Regions from separate parts of the Homo sapiens genome. Here region 2 is linked to region 1. The links are chromatin loops, found by intact Hi-C in ENCODE. Cell type or tissue: PC-9. All regions are shown on one strand. Each heading gives the region's core, and the rest is flanking DNA. Links, peaks and the distances in the headings are about the cores only. Region 1 overlaps ZDHHC19 (zDHHC palmitoyltransferase 19). Region 2 holds the start of LINC00885 (long intergenic non-protein coding RNA 885).

What was found. Peaks named below come from ENCODE experiments on the same cell type or tissue, not always from the same donor. Only the 100,000 strongest peaks of a DNase experiment are listed, where the experiment ranks them.
Region 2: it touches region 1 in a loop (4-fold over the local background); 5 of 110 quality-filtered maps call a loop at or near these places.

The regions. Positions count from the first base shown.
Region 1 is chr3:196,193,466-196,198,829 of GRCh38, reverse strand. ZDHHC19 (zDHHC palmitoyltransferase 19) reads left to right here. Exons shown (of 8, transcript NM_001039617.2): 6 at 1-41; 7 at 379-554; 8 at 1,105-1,378. The coding sequence ends at 535. Among named protein-coding and RNA genes, the nearest start is that of ZDHHC19, 15 kb to the left of the region's middle. RefSeq lists enhancers at 1-742, 2,129-2,228, 2,259-2,328, 4,452-4,581, 4,642-4,771 and a cis regulatory region at 4,384-5,043. In PC-9, for the core only: CTCF peaks have their summits at 1,838 and 2,038 (motif pointing right); a DNase peak (open chromatin) is centred at 4,649.
Region 2 is chr3:196,140,650-196,146,013 of GRCh38, reverse strand. LINC00885 (long intergenic non-protein coding RNA 885) reads right to left here and starts at 3,378. Exons shown (of 3, transcript NR_034088.1): 1 at 3,014-3,378; 2 at 1,637-2,108. In PC-9, for the core only: a CTCF peak has its summit at 3,027; DNase peaks (open chromatin) are centred at 2,703 and 3,513; H3K4me3 peaks cover 1,382 bases; H3K27ac peaks cover 2,778 bases.

The DNA.
Region 1 (5,364 bases), core at 144-5,143:
AGCAACTGGTATTTAACAATTTGTGCACCACTGGGACCCAAGTGAGTTGGCAAGCCAGAGGCCCAACTGGTGAACCCTGGGGGTGGGGCAGAGGTGGGTTCACCCTGGCTCCTTACCACAGCCCCAGGCCCTTACACTCACTGTTCCTGCTCCTCTGGGGTTTTCTCCAGGGCACTGGGAGCTCTGGGGCCTCCCTACGTCCTTGGCTCTGTGTGTTCCTGCCCCACTATGGCATACAGGGCTGCTGCATCCTGGATGAGGCTGGCCTCAGCTTCCTGCAGAGCTAAGCCCTGGGCCGTGTGCTTCCCAAGCTGAGGCGGGCAGGGGAGCCGGACCAGGGAGGACGGTGGCCCCTGCATCTGGCCTGCTGCTCCCCAGGTACATGGCTGAAGCTGTCCAGCTGCAGAGAGTGGTGGGGCCTGACTGGACATCCATGCCGAATCTGCACCCTCCAATGTCCCCCTCTGCTCTCAACCCCCCAGCCCCAACCTCTGGGTCCCTACAAAGCAGGGAAGGGACCCCCGGGGCGTGGTGAGGCTGCAGCTCTCCAGGAGGTAAGAAGCGTGTGTGTGCGTGGGTGTCTGTGCGTGTCGGGAGGGGGGTGTCTGCAGGTTGTGAGGGTGTGGGGGGAGGCCCCTGAGGTTTGGCTGACCCTGAAGCTGGAGCGCTCCGAGCTTGGGGGGAGGAGGGTTCTACACTGGAGGGGCGTTGGAAGCAGGGCCCAGGCCTCTAGAATACACCCAGGAGTCCCTGGAGTCACAAAGACAAATGGAGGATGACTCCCCCACTACATGTGCTGATGGGCCTCAGGCCAGTCACCTACTCGCAGGACTGAGATGAGTCTCGTGGTTTATAATTTGGCCAGGGGGTGCGGGTGGCGGGAGACTCTTTTATTTAAAGGAAACATTGACTCGAAGCCCCGTGAGACATGGAGGTGGAGCATCAGGAGGCCACCGTGGGGCTGGGCAACCCCTGCGCCCCGGGGCCTCTGCAGCACATTCTGTGGGGCCAGCCCGCTCCCTTTGCCTCCAGGAGCAGGAGACCTGGCACGAGCTGCGGGGCGGGGTCTTGTTGAGAGCACTCATGCCCCTGTTCTGTGTTTAGTTCCACACGGGCCCAGTGCTGCCCCTGCTGCTGCAGGAGCCCCCAGGCGAGGTTCGGCCTTCCTCTCGCCCCTGTGCACCCGGAGATGCCCACAGCACCAGCACCTGAGCTCACCTCCGAACCCGCCTCCTGAACCCGCCTCCTGAACCTGCCTCCTTACCTCCCACTTCCTGAGCCCTGAGTGGAAGCCTTTCTGTGCCTTGCCCTTTGCCCACTCCCCTGGTGGGACTGCCAAGACCCTCAATGCCCATTAAATACTCTTGCCTGCCTCTTACAACTGTCACGCTGCGCATGTCCGTCCTGGGTGAGGGCTTGGAGGAGGCTCTAATGGGCCGGGACAAAGACCTTCCGGGATGGAGGACCCAGGATCTGTGGAGGCCTGAGTTCAGGACCTGACACCACCTGGCTCTGTGACCTTGGACAAGACACCTAACATTTCTCTCCTCCTTAAAATTGGGCAACAATAGGCTGGGCGTGGTGGCTCACGCCTGTAATCCCAGCACTTTGGGAGGCCGGAGGCCACCTGAGGTCAGGAGTTCGAGACCAGCCTGGCCAACATAGTGAAACCCTGTCTCTAGTAAAAAATACAGAAACTAGCTGGGCTTGGTGGTACATGCCTGTAGTCCCAGCTACTAGGGAGGCTGAGGCAGGAGAATTGCTTGAACCCGGCAGTTGGAGGATGCAGTGAGCCAAGACCACACCATTGCACTCCAGCCTGGGTGACAGAGTGAGACTCTGTCTCAAAAAAAAAAAAAGGGCAACAACAACAACAGACAATAATAATAATAATAATAATTGCAGCAGTTGACTGGCCTAGCTCCCAGCTAGGGCTGGAGATGATGGAAGAGGAAAATCCACCAATGTCGGGGTGTCCGAGGTTGGGGAGCACCTGGCCTCTGCCCGGCCACACCTTTGTCTGGCTGCAGGGGGCGCTCGCAGCCCAGGGATTCACCAGGCCTGGCCTGGTCCAGCCCTGCCTCTCTGGAGCCTCTGGGGTGGGGTTAGGGCTGGCCTTACCATTTCTGGGGCCCTGAGGCTGGGAGTGGCCCCCTCCTGCCTGCCGCGTCCTGGGGAAGTGGAGGGGTGGGGGCGTTCTCCACCACGGCCCAGCCTTGCATCTTTCCTGCAGCTGTGTCTCACCCTGGTCCCTCTTTCCTGGTGGGAGGTCAGGAGCTGGTTCTGGTCTTGCCCCTGGGGTGGTCCCAGGCCCCACAAGTCTTCAGGCCCCTGGGGTTGGGGGGGTCGGGGGGACACATCTAACTGTGGCTCTGCTAGCGGCCAGAATGTGACCGTGGGACTGGGAATAATGCATCTTTCTGGAAGGCTGGCAGAGGCCGGAATGAGGTGTTTCATGCAAAACATCGGGACACAGGTACACGGTAGGCACACAGTGAGCGCGGTCAGTGTCATCATGATGATTTTCTCCACCACGCAGCTGACACACCACCCAGAGCTTCTCCAAGGACCACCTTCGAGACTGACCTGGGCCCCTTTCTTCAGGGAAGTCCCTTCTGCCAGGCTCTTCTGGCTCAGCCTTTCCGTGTCAGGGGAGGGTGGGAATTTTTATCAGGTGTTCCAGTGATTCTGCCACCTGGAGCGTCAAAATGGGCCCAAGTCACACTGTTTGCTTCCTGCCACCTTCGTATCCGGGTGAAACCAGGGTGTGGAGGAGGGTGGGGGCAGAAGGATGTCACCCAAGGGTTCAGATGAGCCACCCCCAGGTGCCGCGGAGGTGTGTGTGTCTGTGTGCTGGGGTGTGAGCGCATTCTCAGGGGGACGCTGGCCCAGCCCCTGTCCTCTCTACCGCTGGTGATGCAGGACGTCCCTCCAGATCTCCAGCCCAATGGGTCCTGCCACAACCGACCCTGCAGGCTTCAGACCCTTCCCTGTGCAGGCCCAGCCTCACCCACCTGCCTGGCATGGGCCACGGGGGAGGGGGTCCAGGAGCCTGGGCCAAGGCCGGGATGTGAATTATGGAACTGGCTGGTTGAAGAAGTGGTGCCTGCCTGGAGTCCCAGCCCACAGGGGCAAAGAAGCCCAGGCCCAGTATCTGGGGAGGCCCTGACCTTCCTCTGCCACCCTGTCCCTTAGTTCAGGACGGCACCTACTGGTCCTCGCCTCCAGGTATGCAGGGGACACACTCAGCCTCAGGCAGGGGCCTTTCAAGCCTTAAGCCAGCTGTGAGTCATTTCCCCTCACACGCTGGGCCTCAATTTCCCCACTGGGCAGACATAATTTTCCTCATAGTGTCAAAGGAGACCATGAACCCTCTGAGGGCAATGGCCTCCTGCTCTAAATGTGGATTCTAGGTCTCTCTGTCCCTCCCAGCCTGGGATTTCTTTTTTTTTTTTTGGAGACGGAGTCTTGCTCTGTCGCCCAGGCTGGAGTGCAGTGGTGCGATCTCGGCTCACCGCAGCCTCCTCCTCCTGGATTCAACTGATTCTCGTGCCTCAGCTTCCTGAGTAGCTGGAATTACAGGTGTGCACCACCATATCCAGCTAATTTTTGTAGTTGTAGTAGAGACAGAGTTTCACCATGTTAGCCAAGCTGGTCTCAAACTCCTGGGTTCAAGTGATAAGCCCACCTCAGCCTCCCAAAGGGCTGGGAATACAGGCATAAGCCACGGCGCCCGGCCCCAGCCTAGGATTTCTAAGGTTTCTTCAGGAAAGTCACTTGGATCAGGCCCCTTGGCTCCTGGAGGGTTAAGTGAGACTTAGACTGTCCCTTCCTTTGACTCCCCACCACTCCACACTCTCCCCCCTAAGCCAGGGGACCCCTCCGGGATTCTTTGCAGCCGGGCTGAGAGGCCTCGGTTCAGCTGCACCCACTTTTCCTTTCTGCCCCTTCCTTGTTTCTGTGGAATGTACCCTTGATTCTCAGATGCACCCCACCCAGTCCTTGACCCACTGATAAGGGGAGGGGTGTTATCAGAGCCCAGTTACAGGGCCTACTGTCTATACGCCCAGGAAGCCCTGCCATCTCTGCCTTCTGTGGGCTGGAGCCAAGGAGTGACCCCAGGCCTGCAAAGCCGCCAGGTGCCTGACTGTCTAGGGCTCCTCTGAGAGGTCCCCAGCTGGCCCCTAGGACCTGAAGAAAGGGGTTAGACCCTGGGATGGGGTGCCCAGGGCAGCGACCTCCCATCTCCACGCCTTTCCTCCATGGGCCTTCTGGAAGGCTCACAAGCTTCATGGGCATGTGGGGTGGGGCTCAGCCCCATCATTCCTCTCTGTGCCCAACTAGTGTGCTGTGGAGAAGTCACTGTCCTGTGCGTAGCCTCAGCTTCCTCGTCTGTAGGACTGACAGTCATAGCCACCTCCCAGGGATCACAGGATCCTAACTCTCTAGGAGAGGAAGGGACCCGGGCTGCCTCATCCAGCTGCCCCCGACCCCCAATTTCATAAGCAGGGACTCTGGGGCCCGGAGAGGGAAGTGGTTGCATCAGATCACACGGTGCAGCCAGTCTGGTGACTCTCGGGTTCCCAGGCCGCTGCCCCATCCCTGGTCCTGGGCCATTCCAGAGGAGACAGGCTTGGCTGGCAACCCCAGGGCTCTGCTCTCCAGCCCCTGTGCCTCAGAGCTGGGCTGGGCTGGGCACAGGCCCAGGGAACTGATAAGAAGGTTTAACTCTCTTCAGCCCTGTGCTGCCGGTGATAATGACCCCCTCCGCTGCCTCCCACTCAGCCCTGCCCTGCTCTGCCCTGCTCTGCCCTGCTCTGCCCTGACCCTTGGGTGGGGGCCCTGCAGGTGGCTGAGGGTGGAGCAGGGCAGGGACAGATGGGGGAAGGGGAGGTCACCGCACTGCAGGATCCAGGGCCCAGAATCCTAGTACCTCAAAGGACACAGGCACCTTGCTGGCTCTCATGGGCAGCTGGGCACAGTGCCTGACACCCATGCTCCATCTGGGTCTGACTCCCTTCTCTTTAGTTCTTAGCATGCAGAGGAATGGCTGGAGGGAAGCAGCCCAGCGGCTGAGGGCTCGCCAGAACTCCTGTACTAACAAACCCTCGATGGAGCCCTGCCTGGGCCAGGGCCTGTGCTCAGTGTCCAGGCTGCCTCCTTCAATCCTCACGACTGCTCTATGGAACTGTTATTCTAGTTTCTGAGGTGAGGAAACCAGCATGGAGCAAACAAGCAACTCCCCAAGAGGCAGAAGTGCAGCCCCTGTGACTCGTAGCCACCACGAGGTGTGTCTGTGGGCAGTTTCCACATTTTATTTCAACGTGGGGTCACAGTTAAGACGCGGGCTCTGAAGGTGGGCTG
Region 2 (5,364 bases), core at 291-5,290, 53 kb after region 1:
GAGATCTCTTTTCAGGGTTTCAGGTTACTGATGACCGGAAGGCCCCACCCAAACCAGCAGCTCCTCTGTGGCCACTACCCAGAGGCTGCCTCAGAGCACAAGGGCCAATTTCCACACCCCCGTGATTGCCCCCCCAGCTGATCAGCAGCACACGTCCCATAGCTCCCTGCCCACCAAACTCTCCTTAAGAGACCTTCGCCTCTGAATTTTGGGGCAGGCTGATTTGAGTAATAATAAAACTCTGGTCTCCCATTTCGCTGGCTCTACGTGTATTAAACTCTTTCTCTATTGCAATTCCCCTGTTGTAATAAATCAGCTCTAACTGGGCATTGGGCAAGAAGAGCACATGGGCAGTTACAGATTCTCCTGGTTTGAAGTGAATCAATCAGAGCCAGGCGTGGTGGTGTGCGCCTGTCAGTCAGAGCCAGGCGTGGTGGTGTGTGCCTGTCAATCAGAGCCAGCTGTGGTGGTGTGTGCCTGTCAATCAGAGCCAGGCGTGGTGGTGTGCGCCTGTCAGTCAGAGCCAGGCGTGGTGGTGTGCGCCTGTCAGTCAGAGCCAGGCGTGGTGGTGTGCGCCTGTCAGTCAGAGCCAGGCGTGGTGGTGTGCGCCTGTCAGTCAGAGCCAGGCGTGGTGGTGTGTGCCTGTCAATCAGAGCCAGCTGTGGTGGTGTGTGCCTGTCAATCAGAGCCAGGCGTGGTGGTGTGCGCCTGTCAATCAGAGCCAGGTGTGGTGGTGTGTGCCTGTCAATCAGAGCCAGGTGTGGTGGTGTGTGCCTGTCAATCAGAGCCAGGTGTGGTGGTGTGCGTCTGTCAATCAGAGCCAGGCGTGGTGGTGTGCGCCTGGATTCCTGGCTACTAGGGAGGCTAAGGTGGGCAATCACTTGAGCCCGGGAGTTTGAGGCTGCAGTGAGCTATGATTATGCCACTGTGCTCCAGCCTGGGCAATAGAATGAAAAATAAATTTAAAACTGTCTCTGAAAAATAAATTAAAAAGTGAGTCAATTAGCCCAGCCCACATTCAAGGGGACGGTTTTACACAGGAAATACCAAGAGGCAGGGATCACTGAGCGTCATCTTAGAGGCTGCCTCCCACAGCAGGCGAATGAAGTATTAGAACACCCTCGGTAGCGAGTGCTGAGAGGGCCAGACACGGTGGCTCATGCCTGTCGTCCCAGCACTTTGGGAGGCCGAGGCAGGAGGATCACCTGAGGCTAGGAGTTCACAACCAGCCTGGGTAACATAGTGAGATCCTGTCTCCCCGTCGAAATTTTTTTGATTAAAAAAAAAAAAAGCGCTGAGAGAGGAAATCCCAGGCTGTTGCAGGCATATGAGAGAAAAACACCAGCCTCTGCCCGAGGACGCATGAGAGAAAAACACCAGCCTCTGCCCGAGGACGCATGAGAGAAAAACACCAGCCTCTGCCCGAGGAGACCAATGAGGGTTTCCCAGAGGAAGCAGCTCTGGGTTGAGACTTAACAGATGAGAAGATATCCCAGGGGGCCAGGGGGTATAAGAGCATCCCAGGGAAAGGGAAAGCAAAAGACGGAAGTGTGGGTTCAGGGGGCAGCAGCACGGGCAGAGCCTGGGGCAGAGGGTGACAGGAAGGTGGGGGAGAGCTAGCTCCGGGAGGACTCACCTGCTGTCCTCAGGTGTTGGTGCTTTATCTTGGAGGCACTGGGAAGCCGTGGCCAGGGTTAAGGGGGTGAGATGCCAGGACTGTGCTTTAGTGCTCTCTGCAGTTACTGGCTGGGTAGAGGAGACCGAGGAGCAGAGGTGGGAGGCCGGAGACCAGGGAGGAGGCTGTGGCAGGCATCCAGGTCAATGCTGGGGGGCTGGTCTGGGCAGGAGCAGAGGGAGAGGGAAAGAGGAGATAATTGGGAGGTCGATGTGAACAATGGGGCTTCTACAGTGCCGGCCCAGAGGGATGAAGTAGTTCGTGGGGTAGGCGAAGGGAGGCAGGGAGAGGGAGGGCCAACTGTGTGAATGGAGGGAGCGGCCCAGGGCAGCTCAGCGAGGCCCGTTGGCTGCACAGGCAGGTGGTGAGCGGGCGGGGTCTTGCTCCTTGCGGGGTGCGAAAGTTGGCAGGGTTGGGTGGTAACCTTGGGAACCTGAGAAGAAAGGTCAGGGTGGAGATGTCAGCCGCCATTTTGGCCCCAGGAGGTCCATCCCTATGCCCGGTTGATTGCTCTGCTTTGTGAACACAACCATGGCTCAGCCGCAGACCCAGGATTAGAACTCTACAAAAAGGGCTTCTTGGCTTGTTGTGGTGGCTCAGGCCTGTAATCCCAACACTTTGGGAGGCCAAGGCGGGTGGATCACCTGAGGTCAAGAGTTTGAGACCAGCCTATCCAACATGGTGAAACCCCGTCTCTACTAAAAATACAACAATTAGCCGGGTGTGGTGGCGGGTGTCTGTAATCCCAGCTACTCCGGAGGCTGATGCAAGAGAATTTCTTGAACCTGGGAGGTGGGGGTTGCAGTGAGCCGATATCACGCCACAGCACTCCAGCCTGGGTGACAGAGCAAGACTCCGTCTCAAAAAAAAAAAAAAAAAAAAAAAAAAAAAAAAAAAAGAGGCTTCTTGAACACTCCCCTCGAACCTACCCCGGCGGCCTCCAGAGCTCCGCCCATCCTCGCCCTTCAAAGTTAGTGGAAGCCCTCAAGGCCTTGAACTAACTGCTCGCTGCTGACCTGCCGGCCTCGTTGCCCTCCTTCTCTCTGTGGCTGTGGGCAAGTGACTCACTTCTTAGTCTTCTCTCTTGGAAAACCGGCGGCTGGACCAGCTGCTCCCCGTGGTCCCTGCCAGCGCTGGCTCGCCGGGATTCCATCTCCCCACCCTCTCTGGGTTCTCCACGCTCTGGGCTGTCATTGCAGCGTGGATCGTAATGCACGTAATGCAGTGTGACATGCATTCCAGCACCCTGATGGCCATGGGCTCTCCCTCGGCTCAGGCCCGCCCTGGGGAGCTGCGGAGGCTGTGTTGAGCTCAGCTCCTCATCTTAATTCTGCAAACCTGTTTTGAGGTCTGGTCTGGTTCCCAGCTGAGCACTCAGGTACTGTGGGTGGGGTCTCTTGGCCTGGGGTCTGCCCGGCGCACCATGAATCATCAGCCAGACAGGGTCTTTCAGAAGCGGGACTGTCCATCCCTGTTCTCCAGGCATGATCATGTCTGTTCATCAGAGATCATCTTTACGGAGGTAGAGAAGAGCTTCCGTCTCCGGGGTCACGTGTTGTACTTTGCACATCCTCCGTGGTGAGGTTCTTTTCTAGATCTAGCCCAAATCTTCAAGAAGGCTTAAAACAAAGCTGCATTTTAAGGGCTTCTGGGTGGAGGAATCAGATTAGATCCATTCTGCTCAGCTTTCTCTCACCAGAAGTGGGGGCTCCGCCCTCTGAGTGGGAAGGGACCCATTCCTTTCACTTCCCCGCTCCCTGGCTAGGTCAGCCCACACCTGGCTTGGGCCAGAGCTGCAGTTGCTGTTGGCACCCAAATGGTCTGAGGCTGTTAGGTAACAGGTCTTGGCCAGACATTCTGGTTCCGCAGGTACAGCCTACAAGTTAAAAATTGTTCTAAAAATGCAGGGCAAGCTGTCTAAACACACACAGGCCTGGGGAGGGGGGAGGTTGTGGGACAGAGGCCATAGTCAGTGGAGGGATGTGTTTTCCACAGGGACTCTGGGCTCAGAGCCCTGACTCCAAACCAAGCATCAAACTCAGGGAAGAGTGGCCCAGACCTGCTGCAGGGACGAGGGGCCCAGACCCGCTGCAGGGACGAGGGGCCCAGACCCGCTGCAGGGACGAGGGGCCCAGACCTGCTGCAGGGACGAGGGGCCCAGACCCGCTGCCCAGAGATAGGATTTGCAGCCCAACCCCCTCTTAGCTTCCCTCATTTCCCTCCCTTCCCTCCCTCCCTCTCTCTCTCTCTTTTCTTTCCTTCCTTCCTTCTTTCCTCTCTCTCTCTCTTTCTCTCTCTCTCTCTTTCGAAGGACTCTCACTCTGTCACCCAGGCTGGAGTACAGTGGCATGATCTCGGCTCACTGCAAACTCTGCCTCCCAGGGTCAAGTGAATCTCCTGCCTCACTCTCCCGAGTAGCTGGGATAACAGGCATGTACCACCACGCCCAGCTAATTTTTTTGTATTGTTAGTAGAAACAGGGTTTCACCATGTTGGCTAGGCTGGTCTTGAACTCATGACCTTAAATGATCTGCCCACCTTGGCCTCCCAAAGTGCTGGGATTACGGGCGTGAGCCACCACGCGGCTAGTCTTGCTCTTTGTTATTTTGATGTCTTTCCTCCAGTTCCATGCTTTTAGGCATCTCTAACCTTCCCCTTCTTCTTTCCTCTTTCCCCTCTTCTTTCGTTTCCTCTTTTCTCTCCCTTGCCCCTACTCCTCTCTACCCACTAGGTAAGGGGATGTGTTTTTCTTTTTCCCCTCCTTAAACTCAGCCCCCACCTTAAGCCTCTGGAAATCAGCCTGGTAGTGGGAGGCAGCCTCGGGCCCCTCCATCTGTGACCTTGGGGAATTCCTGTCACCTCTCTGGGCCTCTGTCAAATGGGGACAATAATACCCATTTGATCCTCTGCCTCACAGAATGGCTGGGAACATCAAAAGAGGTCAGTTGGTTCATTTGTTCCATATTTATTTAAGCACGTGCAATTTAGCCAGGCACTGTGGTGGGTTCTGGGGTCCATAGCAGGAGTGAAAGACATGTGCAGACTGTCCCTAAATCCGCTCATCCGAAAACCACAGAGGGCTTCGAAAAAGACAAACTCCTTCCCTCCCCCAGATCATCCGGGTGGGACTCTGCAGAGTCGGGCAAAGCAGGTGGGGGCGGCGTCTGTGTTTTGTTGGGTTTTCCTGTGACTTGGAGTCACACTCTGTCACCGAGGCTGGAGTGCAGTGCTGCAACCTCTGTCTGCCTTCTGGGCTCAAGTGATCCTCCCACCTCAGCCTCCCAAGTAGCTGAGACCACCACAAGCACCACTGCACCTAGCTAATTTTGTTGTATTTTTAGTAGAGACGGGGCCTCGCCGTGTTGCCCAGGCTGATCTTGAACTCCTGGGCTTAAGGGATCCTCCCTGCCTCGGCCTCCCAAAGTGCTGGGATTGTAGGCATGAGCCACGGCGGCCAGCCTGATGTCTGAGTGTTTTTGTTTTGTTTTTTTTTTTTTGAGATGGAGTTTTGCTCTTGTTGCCCAGGCTGGAGTGCAGTGGTGTGATCTCGGTTCACTGCAACCTCTGCCTCCCGGGTTCAAGCGATTCCCCTGCCTCAGTCTCCCAAGTAGCTGGGATTACAGACGCATGACATGATGCCAGGCTAGTTTTTTGTATTTTTAGTAGAAATGGGGTTTCACCATGTTGGC